Linked DNA regions of Homo sapiens: region 2 is linked to region 1. A link is an interaction called in ENCODE POLR2A ChIA-PET data of the cell type or tissue named here. Cell type or tissue: PC-9. All regions are shown on one strand. Links, peaks and the distances in the headings refer to the core of each region. The heading gives the core; the rest is flanking DNA. Region 1 overlaps TPTEP2-CSNK1E (TPTEP2-CSNK1E readthrough). Region 2 holds the start of MICALL1 (MICAL like 1).

What was found. Peaks named below come from ENCODE experiments on the same cell type or tissue, not always from the same donor. Only the 100,000 strongest peaks of a DNase experiment are listed, where the experiment ranks them.
Region 2: POLR2A ChIA-PET joins it to region 1 with 5 read pairs; 1 of 35 experiments calls an interaction of 5 or more read pairs at or near these places.

Annotation. Positions count from the first base shown.
Region 1 is chr22:38,325,026-38,330,389 of GRCh38, reverse strand. The region is part of intron 5 of TPTEP2-CSNK1E (TPTEP2-CSNK1E readthrough); the gene reads left to right. Among named protein-coding and RNA genes, the nearest start is that of CSNK1E, 10 kb to the right of the region's middle. RefSeq lists enhancers at 2,363-2,874, 4,922-5,364 and a silencer at 4,472-4,766. In PC-9, for the core only: no CTCF peak of the experiment used is centred there; a DNase peak (open chromatin) is centred at 2,439; H3K27ac peaks cover 665 bases.
Region 2 is chr22:37,902,692-37,908,055 of GRCh38, reverse strand. MICALL1 (MICAL like 1) reads right to left here and starts at 1,759. Exons shown (of 16, transcript NM_033386.4): 1 at 1,488-1,759. The coding sequence starts at 1,633. RefSeq lists enhancers at 1-620, 621-1,436, 1,437-2,252, 2,253-3,068 and silencers at 1,207-1,316, 1,427-2,146. In PC-9, for the core only: no CTCF peak of the experiment used is centred there; DNase peaks (open chromatin) are centred at 745, 1,905 and 2,795; H3K4me3 peaks cover 2,284 bases; H3K27ac peaks cover 4,818 bases.

The DNA of each region.
Region 1 (5,364 bases), core at 243-5,242:
GTGAGCGACCGTACCCAGCTAATTTTTTTTTTTTTTTTTTTGAGACGGAGTCTCGCTCTCTCTCCCAGTCTGGAGTGCAGTGGCGCGATCTCGGCTCACTGCAAGCTCTGCCTCCTGGGTTCATGCCATTCTCCTGCCTCAGCCTTCCGAGTAACTGGGACTACAGGCGCCCGCCCCCACACCCTGCTAATTTTTTGTATTTTTAGTAGAGACGGGGTTTCACTGTGTTAGCCAGGTTGGTCTTGATCTCCTGACCTCGTGATCCACCCGCCTCGGCCTCCCAAAGTGCTGGGATTACAGGCTCGAGCCACCGTGCCCAGCCTTTTTTTTTTTTTTTTTGAGATGGAGTTTTGCTCTTTCACCCAGGCTGGAGTGAAGTGGCGCAATCTTGGCTCACTGCAACCTCCACCCTCTGGGTTCAAGCGATTCTCCTGCCTCAGCCTCCTGAGTAGCTGGGATTATAGGTGCCCGTCACCATGCCAGGCTAATTTTTGTATTTTTTTTAGTAGAGATGGGGCTTTGCCATGTTGGCCAGGCTGGTCTCGAACTCCTGACCTCAAGTGATCCACCCGCTTCGGCCTCCCAAAGTGCTAGGATTACAGGCGTGAGCCACCGCGCCTGGCCAATTTTTTTTTTTTTTTTTTTTGGACGGAGTCTTGTTCTGTCACCCAGGCTGGAGTGCAGTGGCACAATCTCGGCTCACTGCAGCCTCTGCCTCTGGGGTTCAAGTGATTCTCCTGCCTCAGCCTCCTAAGTAGCTGGGAGTACAGGTACGTACCACCATGCCCAGCTAATTTTTTGTGTTTTTAGTAGAGACAGGGTTTAACCATGTTAGCTAGGATGGTCTTGATCTCCTGATCTCGTGATCTGCCCACCCCGGCCTCCCAAACTGCTGGAATTACAGGCGTGAGCCACTGCGCCAGGCCCTTCCTAACTTTTATGCATTATTTGGTCAGATTCTCTTAAACTCTCTGAGCCTCGGGTTTCCTCCTTTTTTTTTTTTTTTTTTTTGACAGGATCTTATTCTGTTGCCCAGGCTGGAGTGCAGTGGCATGATCTTGGCTCATTGCAGCCTCGATCTCCTGGCCTCAAGCGATCCTCTCTCCTCAGCCTCCTGAGTAGCTGGGACCATAGGCATGTGCCACCATGCCCAGCTAATTTTTTTATTTTTTGAATAGAGACAGGGTCTCCCTTGTTGCCTGAACTGATCTTGAACTCCTTGTGAACCTCAGGTTTCTACCTGCAAAATGGGCAGGGTGATCTCCAGCTCACAGGATTCCTGTGGCATTTATTAAACCAGATTCAGTGCTGAGTACCCAGTGGGGAGCCTGCACGCTGTCCATCCAGTAAATCCTAGTTTTTTTCTCTCCTCTTGTCCATGAGCAAAACTCTAAGCTGTTCTGAGCAAAGCCATTGGCTAAATCTCCTAGTCAGCTCCTGGGATTAGAGATCCTCTTACCTCTTCCATCCTCTTCAGCCTTCTCCCCTGAGGGAGGCCTGGGTGCCATTTGACTGGTCTCCCCACAGTGGGCCCTTCCCACCCCCAAATATCCGAGGTTCCTACCGTTCAGCTATTGCTCAGGGCTGTTCCTTCCCCCCAGCCAACCACCATCCAGATCCCCCCTACATTTATTTATTTATTTATTTATTTATTTATTTAATTTGTTTATTTTTTATTGAGACTGAGTCTTGCTCTGTCACCCAGGCAGGAGGGCAGTGGCACAATCTTGGCTCACTGCAACCTCTGCCTCCCTGGTTCAAGTGATTCTCCTGCCTCAGCCTCCCGGGTAGCTGGGACTACAGGTGCGTGCCACCACGCCCGGTTAATTTTTTGTATTTTTAGTAGAGACGGGGTTTCTCCATGTTGGTCAGGCTAGTCTTGAACTCCCGAGCTCAGGTAATCTGCCCGCCTTGGCCTCCCAAAGTGCTGGGGGTACAGGCGTGAGCCACCGTGCCCGGCATCCCACCTACTTTCAAGTCCTGCCTCCTCCCTTCCACCCCCGTGTCAACTTCAGAATTTCTCTATAGACAGGGCTTAGGGAGACAGTCTGATGGCAGGGGAAGCAGGGGTCGGAGACTTGTCTCAGTGCTGTATTTGTGTAGCACTTCACATAAAATTACAAGAATAGCAACTGCCCACATCACAAAATGCCCAGGGCGAAGGGGAGACGGCTGCTCGCCAGCCATTGGCACCACCACTGCCCCCAGACACTGACTTTCCTGTGGCGGTCACTGTCTAGCGTATTCTCTCAATACTGTAGGACCCTCTTTTTTCTTGTGTCTATTCAGCCTCTCCTGTCGGATCGTCAGCTCCTGGCAAGCTGGGGCCGGCGCAGACCTCTGAGGCCCTGCAAGGAGTTGGCATCAGGAAATGCTTGTGGGTGAACGTGTGATGTGGCAGGATGATGAGTCGCACCAACTATGCCGAGCGAGGAGCGCTGCTGTGGGCATCGGGATTATTAGTCGCAGCAATCATCCTCATTCCCGGAGCCCAGCTAATGAGTGGTTGTGTGAGCTGGGAACGGGAAGCCCTGGCTTCTCAGAGGACAGAAGGAGCAGGTTTGGGCGCTGGTTGACTGCAGCACAAACAAGGGATGTTGTGATGAGCAGAGGGGTCAGAGGAGCCCATAGGGCCGGGGGTGACAGGCCAAGCTGAGGGAAGGAAGCAGGCAGAGGTGAGCTGGAGGCCGGGCACGGGTGGCCCTTTGGGGATGCCAAGGATTTGTGTAGTGCTCCCTGCTCCTGGGGACACGTGACAGGCGCTCCTGGCTCCTCTGGGAGTTGCAACAGCACAGGGAATGCTGAGTGGAGCAGGAGGACAGAGGGCCCCAGCAGAGCAGGAGGACAGGCAGCCACCGTGAGAAGGGATGGGTGGGGCAAGGTGGCCCTGAGGGAGGGCTGTTAGGGAACATCTGGCTCAGGATGGAAAGTGTCAGGCCCTGCCTTCACCCCTGAGATCACACACACAACATCACCATTGCACAAGTATTTACGGGGCACCCATGACCAGTTGGGTACCCACAGGAGCACCTATGGGAGATTTCTCTGTCTTGGAGAGACCCTAAGAGCATTAAAAATGAACAAGTTAATGTTTCAGCCAGTCATAAGTACCATGAAGAAGATAAAGCAGCTGGCCAGGCACGGTGGCTCACACCTGTAATCCCAGCACTTTGGAAGGCCGAGGCGGGCGGATCACGAGGTCAGGAGTTCCAGACCAGCCTGACCAATATGGTGAAACCCCGTCTCCACTAAAAATACAAACATTAGCTGGGCGTGGTGGTGCGCGCCTATAATCCCAGCTACTCAAGAGGCTGAGGCAGGAGCATCGCTTGAACCTGGGAGGCGGAGGTTGCAGTGAGCCAAGATCGCGCCACTGCACTCCAGCCTGACGACAGACTGACTCCGTATCAAAAAAAAAAAAAAAAAAAAAAAGCAGGATATCCCCAGTACAGGAAGGACAGAGGGGAAGGAAGCCCACTGAAGACCAGTCAAGGAGGGCTTCTGTGCAGAGGTGACTTTTGAGTTGTGATCTGAGCCCTGAGTAGGAGGCAGTCATGGAGGATTTGGGGAGATCATTGTAGGCAGAGGAACAGCCAGGCAAAGGCCCTGAGGCATGGTGAGATGACAGACAGTGAGGGAGGGAGAGTGAGGTTTGAAATGGGGTCTGAGGCAGGCAGGGGCTAGATCATAGCAGGCCCTGGGAAAGAATGTGAATTTCATGCTAAGGGAAGAAGGAGCCACTGGTGTATTTTCAGTAGCCACAGTCAGATCTCAGTGGTTAACAGGCCACTGTAGTAGCCAAGTGGAAGACACACGTGGTAAGAGTGGCTGGGTTCAGAATCCAGTTGGAAGGTAGAGCTCATGGGAGCTGCTCAGGTTTTGAATATGGGGGTAAGGGGTGCGGGGAGAGCCGTTTCCCACTGAGCCCAGATTTGTCACCTCAAGGTCTTTCTCAGCTTAGTGCCCGGGATGTGGAGTGTAGGGTCCTTGCCCATCCAGCCCTGCCCTTAGCTTCAGCTGGGGAGACTGAGAGCTTTAGCACTCACTTTGTCCAGCTCCTCAGAGAAGGGCTGTGGATTCTCCAAGGTCGCGCTGAAATTCAGACTGACCAGGGACCAAACCCAGACCTTGCTACCCTGCCCTGCTGCCTCTCCGCTGAAGATGGAAGAGGAGGGAGGAAGCCCTGGCAGGAGTGACCTGACCGGGCACGGCCCAGTGGTGAGGTTCCCTGGAAGAAGTGCCTGAAAAGAGAGCCTGGGGCCAAAGCTGTGCCCTGGGAATAGTGAGGGGTGGGTAGGATGTCATGGAAGGGTCTGGGGACAAAGAGCCAAGGCCTAGCTGGGTAAGGAGAGGAGAGTGCCCCAGGACAGCATCTTCAGGCTGGCAGGGCTGGGGGCGGGGGAACCTCTGGAGCCTGTGGGCCACAGACTCTCCATGAACAGGGCCTGAAAAGGGGAGGACCCTGAGAAGCTTCCCACCGGGGCCTTCGAGAGCCAAGACCAAGATGGGCAAGGCTAGCAGCTCCCCTGGGCCCAACTAGGTTTGCATATCTCCAACTCCCACCGTAGAAGGGGCTGGCGGTGGCCCCTCCAGAGGAAGGGTGACAAAAGGAAAGGAGAGGCGGGGGATACAGCCTGCAGGGCTCAGGTGCTCAGAGGAGCCCAAGTCAGGAGCCCTGCATTGAACTCTGCTCGGCTCCTAAGAATAGCAACATTGTAATGTAAGCATCTTCCTCTTACTCAGGGCTGCTTCTGGGCTACATTGTTTTTGTGATTTATATTATCCCCATTTTACAAATGAGACTCAAGAATTTTAGGAACTTGCCTAGTGTCACACTGTTACAAAATGGGAGGATACTATTTGTTTTTTTGTTTTGGAGACAGAGGAGTCTCCCTCTATTGCTCTATCGCCCAGGCTGGAGTGCAGTGGTGCCATCTCAGCTCACTGCAACCTCCACATCCTGGGTTTAAGGAATTCTCCTGCCTCCCAAGTAGCTGGGACTACAGTCACCACCACCATACCATGCCAGGCTAGTTTTTTATTTTTTATTTTTTAATTTTTTTTTTTTTTTTTGTATTTTTAGTAGAGACAGGGTTTCACCATGTTGGCCAGGCTGGTCTCGAACTCCTGAGCTCAGGCAATCCACCCACCTTGGCCTCACAAAGTGCTGGGATTACAGGCATGAGCCACGGTGCCTGGCTGCAGAATACTATTTGAAGCTAGCTTCTTTTTTGTTGTTGTTTTTGTTTTTTTGATACAGAGTCTTGCTCTGTCACCCAGTCTGCAGTGCAATAGCGGGATCTCGGCTCACTGCAACCTCCATCTCCCAGGTTCAGGTGTTCTCCTGCCTCAGCCTCCCGAGTA
Region 2 (5,364 bases), core at 242-5,241, 420 kb after region 1:
TGGCTTCACTTCACACCCAAGTCCCCTCCCACACTGGGTTTGTCCCTGCTTCCTGCCTCACTCCTGCCCCTCAAACAAAACAGAAGACCCCTTGGGCCCTCCCTTCCAATGCCCAGGTCTAACCCTGGTGCCCTTTTCCTCCATCCTTCTACCCCCTGCTCCTGGGCAACCAGGCATCAACCTTGTGCTTCCATTAGTATGGGTGTCACATGCCCCACAGCGGGCAGGGGCCCACCTACATGACCACCTCATCTTGTTCCCTTCTGTATCCACAGCCCCAAAACCCTCTCCTCCAGGGCCCAAGCCACCACCCACAGACACGGTACTGCAGGGTACATACAGGTAAACCAGGTGCACCTGCATCATGGAATCCTGAGGCAATCCCTTAGAAGCCTTCCCACATGCTGCCCTCGGACAGTGCAAATCTGGAGGTGGAACAGGCACAGAAAGCCTCCATCTGCCAGGCTGGGGGAGCCCTGGCAAGAGGGCTGCATGCGAAAGGGGTAGGGACCAGAACTCTCCTCCCTGATTCACAGGTGAGACCTGAAGTGCAAGGAATGGCACCAGATAAACTCACCCAGTGTTTTAGGAATGAAGGGACGAAAGGAGGAGAGGTTCCAGGGCTCAAGGCAGAGAGAGCAAAGACAGAGGCTCCAAGTCAACTGTTCCGGGGAGTCTGAATGCATTTTCCCATGAGAACCTCATTGGGCAGCTCTGGGCAGGAAGGGGCCATTTCACAACCTGCAGCACCCGGTTGGTGTCTATCAATCGGATCCTAGGAGTCTTCCCAACATTGCCGGCCTGTGACTCCTCTTGCGCGCCCCACCTGCGTGCCCCACTGAGGAGGGCTGCAGGGCCATCGAGCACACACCCGGGAGGCAGGGCTGCGTCCTAAGTTGGGGGGCGTGGGGAAAGCACAGGGTCTGTACATCCATTCATCCAACACCTGTTAGCCGAGGTCTCCTCTGTGCCGGGAACTGTGCTACTGTCCGGAGACAAGCTCCTATTTGGGGGTCAGAGAAGTGGGGGTTCACCTGCACACCCGGAGCAAGGGGCCACCCCGAGTGGGAAGCCTCGGGGGAGAGGGGAGGCCCGGCGAGCCCGTGGAGAAGAGTTTAGGGTAGGAGAGGCCCAGGGCCCCCAAAGAGGGCTCAACACCCCTTCAAAGAGGTCAAGGGCTTAGGGGTTCAGCGATCCTCGGCGGAAATCAGCGCTTTGTGGGCGGGGCCAGTGTCCCCGCGGAGGGACCAGCCTCGGGGGAGAGTTCGGGATCCCACGGGCGGGGTCAGGGCGGCCGGGCGGGGGAGGGGCGCCCTGGGCCGGGGTCTCAGGGACCCGCCCGGCGTCCGGGGCCGTCGGGGGGGTCGGCGTCTCCGTGTCCGGGGGCGGCGCCTGTCACCGCCCGGGCTTCGTGTTACTGAGGGGGGGCGGCGGTCGCGGCCCCAGCCCGCCCCGCGCCGCCCGCTCGCCCGGGGCCCCGCACTCACAGCAGGTCGGGCCGGTGCCGGTGCAGGATGGCGCAGAAGGCCAGGCCGTCCCGGAAGGAGCTGCTCAGGTCGCGGATCTCCACGCCGCGGTAGCCCTCGCACTGGCGGCGGCACCAGGCCAGCAGCGCGCCCCGCGGCCCAGCCATGACCCCGCGGCCCGCCCGGCTCCGGCTCTGGCTTCGGGGCCCCGGCTTGGCCGGGACGGCGGCCGCCGCGCGGGCCCGGTTTCCGGCTGCGGCTGCGGCTCCGAGCTCGGGCGCCGACCGGCAGGCGAGGGGAGGGGCGGAGGCGGGGCCGCGGTGTCCTCGCTCGGGCGCCCCGCGGCCCTGCCCTAACCTGCCCGAGCAGCGCCGCCGCGTGGCCCGGCCCGGCCGGCCGCCGCCTACTCCGCGCTGCCCGCTCGCCTCATTGTGGGCCGGTCGTGGGAGCGGGCGTCCCGCCGCCTCCGTCCGCGCCGGAGGCGCGCCCCACCCAGCAGCAGCTCCGCCTCCAGTGCGGAGCCCACCCCTACCAAGACGGGCCGGCGCCCCATCGCCCGCCCCTCGACGGCGCCGGGCTCCCGCTGCTCCACTGGGTGCCCGCGAAGCCCCCGCACCCGCCGCAAGCGGACCACTCCCCACGATGACTTCACCGCCGCGGCCGCCGCCGCGCCACCCACCGGGAGCCCTCCACCCTTTGGAGGCGGGACACCTCGTGCTCCCATCCGGCCTCCTTCCCGCTCCTAATGACCGCAAATCCCCCCTTCCACCCCTAGCTTGAAACTTTGGGGAGGCAGTTCCCCTGCAGACCTCAGAGCACCCCCCCCCGGATAGCCACCAGCTTCCCTCATCCCGGCTCCCCACCCTAAAGCACCGCTGAGCTGGAAGTTGTCATGTCCACCATCCCCTCCCCCATAGCTTGGCAGGGAGACCCATGCGCCCCTCCGCCACCTTTGGTCCAGGTGTCCCCTAGGTGATTCACTGAGCTCCCCTCAGCCCCTGTGTAAGCTCAGGGATCTCGTCCCTCCCCACTGCGGCCTGCCGGGTCCCCTCAGCCATGGTTAGTGTGGTGGTGGTTTGAGTTCCTATGGGAAGGACCTAGGCCAAGGAGGCCCCTGCCTGGGAGGCATACAGGCAGTTTGTATCTGGCCCTGGAACCTCCCCAAGGCTCATTCTCTATCTTTGCCGTCTTCAAAACCCCCGCCAGCCAACCGACCCTTCCAGCCAGCCAACCCTTCCAGCCAGCCGACCCTTCCGCAGAGGCCCCTCCTGACTCTCCCACAGATGAATCAGCCTCCATCTGCTGCAGAGGTGGTGATGTCACCCTGACCCATGCAATAGTTAGCTGGAGTGGGTATTTCGCTCCCTCCCAAGGGAAGGAACAGGGTCTTAGTCATCTTCATCACCCCTGAGCACTCAGGGGAGTGGAAAGATCAGGCATTTTGGAGCCCTATTAACCCAATCTCCAATCCTGGCTTTCCCCACTCCCTTAGTCATGTGATCTTGTGCCTCCCTGGACCTCAGTTTCCACGACTTAAAAATGGAGATAATACCTGCTTTACAAGGTGGCTGAGAGGATTAAGATGTAAAGTGCCTTACCCTTTAGTTATCACTCATAAATTCTATTGACTCCTGGTACTTGGTAAACATGATGAAATGGACTGAAATATTTTGTACCCAGATTGTCATCTGGGCCATTCTGGGTAAATTATCAAGGAGAGAGGCCGACTTAGGGAATTCTACCTCTTCAAAGTCCACTGAGTCCCAGTCCAGAATACTGGCCCAGGGCCTGGAGAACCCAGCTTGCCAATCTGGGCTGGCCTAACACTCCTGCAACTGGAAGGCCGCCATCTTGGCTCAGTATATGGACTCTCAGGCCACCTAGGAAGAGCATGGCCAGAGTGCCTGGCTAGCCCTCTGGACTTCTCACCAGCCCTGAGCTGCCAACTCCTGCCCTGTCCCCTGTGGGATAACAGTGGCAGGAAAGCAGGATTCCGGATGCTTTTTATGAAATCAGGGACTTGGGTTCAGGATCCTGACACCAGCATCCACCTAGGCCTTCAAAGACCACCCAGGACTCTCATTAAAACCTAAGGGGGGCGGGGTTGGGCACCATGGCTCATACCTGTAATCCCAGCATTTTGGGAGGCCGAGGCAGGTGGATCACCTGAGGTCAAGAGCTTGAGAACAGCCTGGCCAACATAGTGAAACCCCGTCTGTACTAAAAATACAAAAAATTGGGCCAGGCGCGGTGGCTCACTGTAATCCCAGCACTTTGGGAGGCCAAGGTGGGCGGATCATGAGGTCAGGAGTTCAAGACCAGCCTGGCTAAGATGGTGAAAGCCCGTGTCTACTAAAAATAAAAAAATTAGCCAGGCGTGGTGGCACGTGCCTATAGTCCCAGCTACTCGAGAGGCTGAGGCAGGACAATCGCTTGAACCTGGGAGGCGGAGGTTGCAGTGAGCCAAGATCACGCCACTGTACTCCAACCTGGGGGACACAGCGAGACTCCATCTCAAAGATGGTGGGTTTTTTTGGCTCACGCCTGTAATCCCAGCACTTTGGGAGGCCAAGGCAGGCAGATCACGAGGTCAGGAGATCGAGACCAGCCTGGCTAACACGGTGAAACCTCATCTCTACTAAAAATACAAAAAATTAGCTGGGCGTGGTGGCACACACCTGTAATCCCAGCAGGAGAATGGCTTGAACCCGGGAGGTGGAGGACGCAGTGAGCTGAGATCGCACCACTGCACTCCAGCCTGGGCAACAGAGTGAGATTCCATTTAAAAAACAAAAAACCAAAAACAAACAAAAGAAACCAGGAGGGATTATAGCCCTGTCCTCACTAGCCTAAAGGGCTCCCTTTAGGTCCCTGAAGACAGCTCCATATCTGATCCTGTTGCCATACTAATAGCTTACACAGCACAGCCTGGTCACCCCCATTAGCCATTTGTGGGCTTTATAAACTCATTATCTGAGTCAGCTCACAATGTTTCGAAGTAAGGACCTGTACGACCACAGTGTGTGACCGCAGGCCAGACAACTCACCCTCATGAACCCCAATTTCTTACCCTATAAAATGAGGATGATAATACTTGCTTTGCCTGAATCCCAGGGTTGTGGGTAACAAGGTGAGATAATGGATGAGAAAATGCTGTGCAGACTGTAAATCCAGGGTTCAGGTGGAAGGTGGGTCTGTGTGTTTACAGGTGAGATCAGAAGCCACAGAGATAGGTGAGTAGGGCACTTGCCCAAAATCATGCTATAATTTCGGGATTAGAATTGAGAGACTTGGGCCCTTAATTCAGTGCTGTTTTGTTTTATTTTTAACTATCAATTAAGAAATGGGGCCAGGCACGGTGGCTCATGCCTGTAATCCCAACACTTTGGGAGCCAAGGCCAGGAGTTCAAGACTAAACCAGCCTGGGCAATATAGGGAGACCCTGTCTTTTTTTGAGACGAGTCTCTCTCGCCCAGGCTGGAGTGCAGTGGCACGATCTCGGTTCACTGCAACTTTCATCTCCCAGGTTCAAGTGATTCTCCTGCCTCAGCCTCCCTAGTAGCTGGGATTATAGGCATGGGCCACCAAGCTCAGCTAATTTTTGTATTTTTAGTAGAGACACAGTTTCGCCATGTTGGCCAGGCTGATCTCAAACTCCTGAGTTTAAGTGATGTGCCCACCTCAGCCTCCCAAAGTGCTGGGATTACAGGCATGAGCCACCATGCCCAGCCTGAATACATCATTCTTATCAAAAATTTAAAAATAAATCTAAAGTTCCAGTTTGACTGTCTCCTTCAACTCTAGTCCCCTCCTAAGAAGTAGCTGCAGTTGTCGGTGTGAAACAGCCTTCCACACCTTGTTCACACATTTATAGTCAAGCATGGATTCAACAATATTT